Regions from separate parts of the Homo sapiens genome. Here region 2 is linked to region 1. Evidence: chromatin contacts called from ENCODE Hi-C or POLR2A ChIA-PET data. All regions are on one chromosome and are shown on one strand. Each heading gives the region's core, a stretch centred on a gene start or an enhancer-like site at or near the end of the contact. The rest is flanking DNA. Distances are from core to core; before and after follow the strand shown. Region 1 holds the start of LINC03006 (long intergenic non-protein coding RNA 3006). Region 2 holds the start of SBDS (SBDS ribosome maturation factor).

The links. Hi-C counts contacts between places; a loop is a spot of excess contacts on that map. ChIA-PET counts read pairs that join two places held with the same protein, here RNA polymerase II (POLR2A). Pooled maps may share reads with other maps.
Region 2: a loop to region 1 is called in a map of naive thymus-derived CD4-positive, alpha-beta T cell, with 29 times the contacts of the local background. The contact joins the promoter of SBDS here to the promoter of LINC03006 in region 1. A Hi-C loop is called at or near these places in 2 of 168 maps with a recorded cell type or tissue (both naive thymus-derived CD4-positive, alpha-beta T cell) and 7 of 50 pooled maps. POLR2A ChIA-PET finds 5 or more read pairs at or near these places in 1 of 52 experiments (CD4-positive, alpha-beta T cell).

What each region holds. Positions count from the first base shown.
Region 1 is chr7:65,769,097-65,772,413 of GRCh38, forward strand. It overlaps LINC03006 (long intergenic non-protein coding RNA 3006), which reads right to left and starts at 1,714. Exons shown (of 8, transcript NR_038378.4): 1 at 1,371-1,714. RefSeq lists enhancers at 123-746, 747-1,369, 1,616-1,865.
Region 2 is chr7:66,994,336-66,997,652 of GRCh38, forward strand. It overlaps SBDS (SBDS ribosome maturation factor), which reads right to left and starts at 1,251. Exons shown (of 5, transcript NM_016038.4): 1 at 955-1,251; 2 at 1-6. The coding sequence starts at 1,082. TYW1 (tRNA-yW synthesizing protein 1 homolog) reads left to right here and starts at 2,498. Exons shown (of 16, transcript NM_018264.4): 1 at 2,498-2,647. The coding sequence starts at 2,644. RefSeq lists an enhancer at 635-684 and a silencer at 2,249-2,368.

The DNA of each region.
Region 1 (3,317 bases), core at 464-2,963:
ATAAATAAGTATATAAATATACATATTATATATATAAATGTATATATAACAATCCATCTTACCCTGACAATCTGCCTGCTAAAACTTACTAAACCATACCAAACTATATGAATTTATTTTTATTATTATTATTATTTTTTGAGACAGGGTCTGGCTCGTCACCCAGGCTGAAGTTCAGTGGTATGATCTCAGCTCAATACAGCCTCTGCCTCCCGGGCTCAAACCATCCTCCCATCTCAGCCTCCTGAGTAGCTCGGACTACAGGTGTGCACTATAATGCCCAGGTTATTTTGTGCTTTTGATAGAGACAGGGTTTTGCCCTGTTGCCCAGGCTGGTCTCGAACTCCTGGGCTCAAGCAATCCTTCTGCCTTGGCCTCCCAAAGTGCTGGGATTATAGGTGTGACCCACTATGCCTGGCCTTGAAAATCCATTTTATTTCATTTTTTATAATTTATTTATTTTTTTGAGACGGAGTCTCACTGTCACCCAGGCTGAAGTGCAGTGGCACAGTCTTGGCTCATTGCAAACTATGCCTCCCGGGTTCACGCCATTCTCCTGCCTCAGCCTTCCCAGTAGCTGGGACTACAGGCGCGCGCCATCACGCCTGGGTAATTTTTTTTTTTTTTTTGTATTTTCAGTAGAGACGGGGTTTCACCGTGTTAGCCAGGATGGTCTCGATCTCCTGACCTCGTGAACCGCCCGCCTCGGCCTCCCAAAGTGCTGGGATTACAGGCGTGAGCCACCATGCCCAGCCGAAAATCCATTTTATTTATTTATTTACTTATTTAGGTGTGACCCACCATGCCTCGCCTTGAAAATCTTATTTATTTATTTAGAGACAGAGTTTTGCTCTTGTTGCCCAGGCTGGAGTGCAATGGCGCGGTCTCGGCTCACTGCAACCTCCACCTCCCGGGTTCAAGCAATTCTCTGCCTCAGCCTCCCGAGTAGCTGGGATTACAGGCGCCCGCCACCACCCCTAGCTAATTTTTGTATTTTTAGTAGAGACGGGGTTTCACCATGCTGGCCAGGCTGGTCTTCAACTCCTGACCTGGTGATCCACCCACTCGGCCTCCTAAAGTGCTGGGATTACAGGTGTGAGCCACCGCACCCGGCCAGTCCCTTATATAAATTTTTAAAAAGATGTTTTCTTCGTTTCCTAGCCCCTTCTACCCACCTACAAAGTTCCAAAGGCTTTAATACTATTGCAACGGCAGTCAGAGGTCAAGCTGGGGGGGTGCGGTGCAGCTCCCTAACGCGGGGCAGCCTCAAAGGGGGCCGACCCTGCCCAGCACGAATGGCACCGGGCGGTGGGGGACGCTCTCGAGGTCCCCGGAACATGGCTGGGGGAAGTGTTGGGGGGTGCACATACCCAGGCTCAGCTGAGGCGAGTGCGCGGCCAGGGCTGCAGCTGGCGCTGGCTGGTACTTGCTCAGGCCATTGAGGAGCTTCTGGGCGACCCTGCGCTCGTGCCTACCAGGCGCCAGCCAGTAGGTGCGCAGCGCCTGCTCCAGCAGCGTCAAGCCTTTGCTGCGCGGACCCCGCAGGCCGGGAAGTCACGCAGGTGGTAGTAGTCCAGGTGGTCGTAAACTCCTCCTCATAGCTTATGGGTGGCGGCGGCTGGGCTGAAGACTGCGGACAGGACATCCCGCCCGGCCGCCTGTGGTCACCCTCCCGCGCAGGCGCGCTCCTGGAAGACCCAGCACCTGGAGTTCCGATTGGCTCTGCGTGAGGGGCGGGCCTTTGCGACATCTTGGGGGCGCCTTCGGTGACGTCACAGGGGCGGGCCTTCTGCCACGTCACAAGGGCTGTACAGTTCCTGGAGCTGGGCAGTCTTCTCAGAGTGGAGCCTGGTAACCGCGACCTCCCCGCCAGTTCCTGTGTGTTGCTGGCTGGAAAGGGGTAGTTGACAAACTCCCACCCAGCACAGTATTTATGTCGGTCAAAAATGGAAAACTATGTGTCCGGGCACGGCCCAGGAAGGAGGATTCCTTCAGGCCAAGAGCAGCCTAGCAATATGGCGCAACCCCACCTCTGTAGTCCAACCTCAGCCTCCCAGCTACTTGAACCCCAAGATTCAAGGCTCCAATGAGCTGTGATCTCACCACAGCACTCCTGCCTGCGAGACTGAGGTAAACCCTGTATAAAAAAATAAAAAAGAAAACTATCCAAGTGTACAACCGGGAGGGACTGCTTAAAGAACACATGAGGCTCCCTGGGCCGTGCTATCCCGGCACTTTGGGAGGCCGAGGCAGGAGGATGGCTTGGGTTCAGGAGTTCGAGATGCGCCTGGACAACATGACGCAACCCCGTCTCTACGAAAGATACAAAGATTAGCCAGGCGCGGTGCACGCTTGGCCTAATTTTTGTATCTTCCGTAGAGATGGGGGGGGTCTTGCTATGTTGCCCGGGCCGGTCTCGAACTCCTGGGTTCAAGCGATCTTCTCACCTTGGCCTTTAGAGTTGTTGGGATTACAGGCGTGAGCCACCGTACCCTCCTGGGCTAGGCTATTTAATAACATAAGAAAGTGCGGTGGCTCACGCCTGTAATCCCAACACTTTGGGAGGCCGAGGCGGGTGGATCACCTGAGGTCAGGAGTTTGAGACCATCCTTGCCAATATGGTGAAACCCAGTCTCTACAAAAAAATACAAAAATTAGGCTGGGCGCGGTGGCTCACACCTGTAATCTCAGCACTTTGGGAAGCTGAGGCGGGCCGATCACCTGAGGTTGGGAGTTCAAGACCAGCCTGACCAACATGGAGAAACCCCATCTCTACTAAAAATACAAAATTAGCCGGGCGTGGTGGTGCATGCCTGTAGTCCCAGCTACTCAGGAGGCTAAGACAGGAGAGTCTCTTGAACCCAGGAGGCGGAGGTTGCAGTGAGCCGAGAAGCATCACTGCACCCCAGTCTGGGCGACAGAGCAAGACTCCAGAGCTTGAGACCAGCCTGGGCCATGTAGTGAAACCCTGTTTATAAAAAACAAACAAAAAAAGCCAGGTGTACCTGTGTCCACCTGTGGCCCCACTACTTAAGAGTCTGAGGCAGGAGGATAACTTGAGGCCAGGAGCTGAAGGCTGCAGTGAGCTATGGTCATCCCACTGCTCTCCATCCTGAGCAATAGAATGAAACCTTGTCTCTAGATAGCTAGCTAGCTAGGTAATTGATACGTAGTTTTCTATCGGAAATCTTTTTCCTAGACTTGAACATGTTTTTCTAAAGTAGCATTCAACACATCAGCATTTTACAGTGTTATTAGTTGTTAATATGATTATGTTTTTCTGAAATACAGTATTCTTTACCAAAACAGTGTTGTCT
Region 2 (3,317 bases), core at 1-2,500, 1.2 Mb after region 1:
TTTTCCCTTGTGAGGGCAGGAGAGAAAGTCCTATGTGAATATACTTGAAACTTGGACATGCATTTACATTTAAATACGAGATGGCAACAACATGAACGGCAAGACACAACAAATCCCCCTGATGACCTTTAGTGTAGAGGGCAGTTTTCTTTTTCTTACCCCCCAACCCCCGCCCCTAGATGGAATTTCACTGTTTTTGCCCAGGCTGGAGTGCAATGGCGCGATCTCGGGTCACTGTAACCTCAGCCTCCCGGGTTCAAGTGATTCTCCCGCCTCAGCCTCCTGAGTAACTGGGATTACAGGCATGCGCCACCACACCCGGCTAACTTTGTATTTTTAGTAGAGATGGGGTTTCATGTTGGCCAGGCTGGCCTCGAACTCCTGGCCTCAAGTGAACTGCCCGCATCGGCCTGAGGGAACATTTTCAAAACTCAGAACCGTATTTGCCTTACCATTTGCTCACTGGAGAAAAATGTCATGGGAGGACGTAAGAAACACAAGGGTGGGGTGGGGTGCAGACAGCTGCTGCCACGGAATGCCAGTCCCTAGATGGCAGCAGTGAAGACACTACGCACTTTAAACTGCTAGGGCTACTGAGATCTATGACACCAGATGTACCCACAACTATGACAGTATTCGTAAGACTAGGTTCTCAGCCATCATTATTCTAGGAAAAGGACCACAATTACGAGATTTCTTGGCTGCAGCTTTTATGACACCAACAAAACAAAACCCCAAACCAACAACCCAATCCGAACCAACCAAATAAAGAAGAAACCCTTGGCTTAGGCGCCAAGCTCGGACAGCGACGTCTCATGCTCACAGCAGGAATGTTCCATTTCCTCCCCGGCCAACACCCCAGCCTGGCCCATTCACTCGACTTGGGCAGAGACAGGCCGCCTCGGAGGTGACGGCTCAGGCCCAGGCCCAGGCCCGAGGGAGGGGGCTACTCACACGCCGCTCCGCCAGCCGACGACCTTGTTTTTGTAGCAGGCGATTTCGAAGCGCTTCCCGGCACGCTTCATCCGTACCACGGCCACATTGGTTAGGCGGATCTGGTTGGTGGGGGTGAAGATCGACATCGCGGCTGTTCAAAGACCCAGAAGCCGGCGAACCAGGGCTGACCCGCGCCGTCCAGCCTGAAGGCCACCAGCGCCTCGCGGTAACGACCGATCGGCGCGCGGCACTGACCCAACCACCAGTGCGCGGCGCCGCGACTCACTAGCTTCAGGCAGCCGTCACAGTGTGTCTGGCAGGCTTACTTACTGCGCAGGCGTCAGGTGGAGCAGAAGCCGGGAGGGGAAAAGTGAGCGATGACGCCTGCGTATTGTGGCTTTTTACGCCATCTTTCCACGCCCAAAAAGGGAGGTGCTTTTCCTTGGCGTATTTACTTTCGCCAATGAGCTGAGAGCTCTGACAGGATGCTCGCGGATGTTTAGTGACCGGGTTAAAACACAGCGTTGGCACCACCTCGTTCCGCGGAATTCAAGGGCCAGACCCACTTTATAATATAAATATTTTTTATAATAGAATTATTTTATAATAAATATTTTTATTTACTCACCCTTTTATAATAGAAATATTTTAACATAAAATGTAGACAAAAAAGTGTAATGAACCTTCTATGTACCCATCACCCCGCTATCAACATTTTGCCATCCTTGTTTTATTCTTTTTTCATTTTTTTGTTGCTTTTTTATTTACAGTTTTTTTTTTAAGTCAGTCTCACTCTGTCACCCAGGCTGGAGTGCAGTGGCAGGGTCATGGCCCCACTGCAGCTTCGACCTCCTGGGTTCGAGCGATCTTCCAGCGTTAGCTTCCCAAGTAGCTGGGACTACAGGTGTGAGCGGCCACGCCAAGCTAATTTAATTAAATAAATAATTAAAAAAAATTTTTTGTACAGACGAGGTCTCACTATGTTGCTCAGGCTGGTCTCGAACTCCTGGGCTCAAGCGATCCTCCCGCTTCGGCTTCCCAAGTGCTGGGATTACAGGTTTGAGTCACAGCGCCCGGCCGGTTGGGGGTATTTTAAAGAAACCATCATATGGTTTCAGCATTAAATACTTCAGCCTATAGCCCTTAACAGATACACGCGACGAGATTAACTACAATTCCTTAATATCATCTAATAGCGAGTCCATCCTCGGGTTTCCCAAAAATAATGCCTTTCTACAGTCGGTTTATTTCAGTTAAGATCCAAACAGGCCCACATAGCATTTCCCCCGCTCCCCGCTCCTTTCCTCTTTTAATTTTCCCATGCCAATCATTTCTCTCTGGGCCCGCCTTTTCCCAGTCTGAGCCAATCCAAATGGAGGCGGAAGCGCTCCGCCTTCATCGCCTGGAACTCTGGGAGGTGCTTATTTCTGGGCACGCCCCCTTTCCCCTCTGAGCCAATCGGAGCAGGGCCGAGAGCGCACCGGGCACTGGCTTCCTTTCCCGGAGCTCTGGGCTTTCCTCTGGGCCCACCTCTTCGTCCTCTGAACCAATCAGGACCGGCCTGGCAGTGTCATGGCTGCCCACAGGTCTGCAGGCACTCGGTACGCCGCTAACGCGGCGAGGTAGCTCGGTGCGTCTCGCGGTACCAGTGCGAATCATCGGGCTATCCAGGTCCGAGATCCTAGTCTCCTGTCGGCTCTGAGGAGGATGGGTAAGGGCACTCGGCGGGCAAGGACCCTGGGGCGGCAGGGGAGGTAAACGTTTTACTGAGACCCTCTCCGGGCGGAGTGGCGTCCTCGGTCCCTTTCCTTCGGAGACTGTTGCACTTGACAGCACCGGCTAGTCGCCGCTGAGAGCAAGGAGGACTGATCCCTACTTTTGACCTGGCTTTTGCCTTTTGAGGCTAGGGGGTTAGACAGAAAACTACCCCTCCCACTTTACCTACGTGTATTAGGACTTTTGCACCTGTAAAGCCTAAATTTCAGGCCTCGACTTTTGAAATTGCTCCCAGGTTGAACGTTTGAAGCCAGGTCCCTGCATATCTCTCTTAAAAAAAAAAAAATGAGGTGTAAGGTCAGTTACTTGAGAATCTTTTACAAGTTTAACCGTGAGCCTTTGAAAGTACAGTTAGTAAAAAGAGTGCTTTTACTACTTAAGCTTTTTTTATGGAGCAAGCACAACAAAACAAAATTAATTTCACATGAAGTATTTTTACTTTGTGTTCCTTCTCTTGCTTCTAAATGCTCATTTCGAAGTGAAGATACAATTTTATATTCTGTTTTTTCTTTGAGTTAGTGTTAACAGTGTGATAATTTTATTACGTTACTACATAGTGTGTTATTTTTATTACAGTTGTTCCCCACCCCCCCGCCCCCGAGATG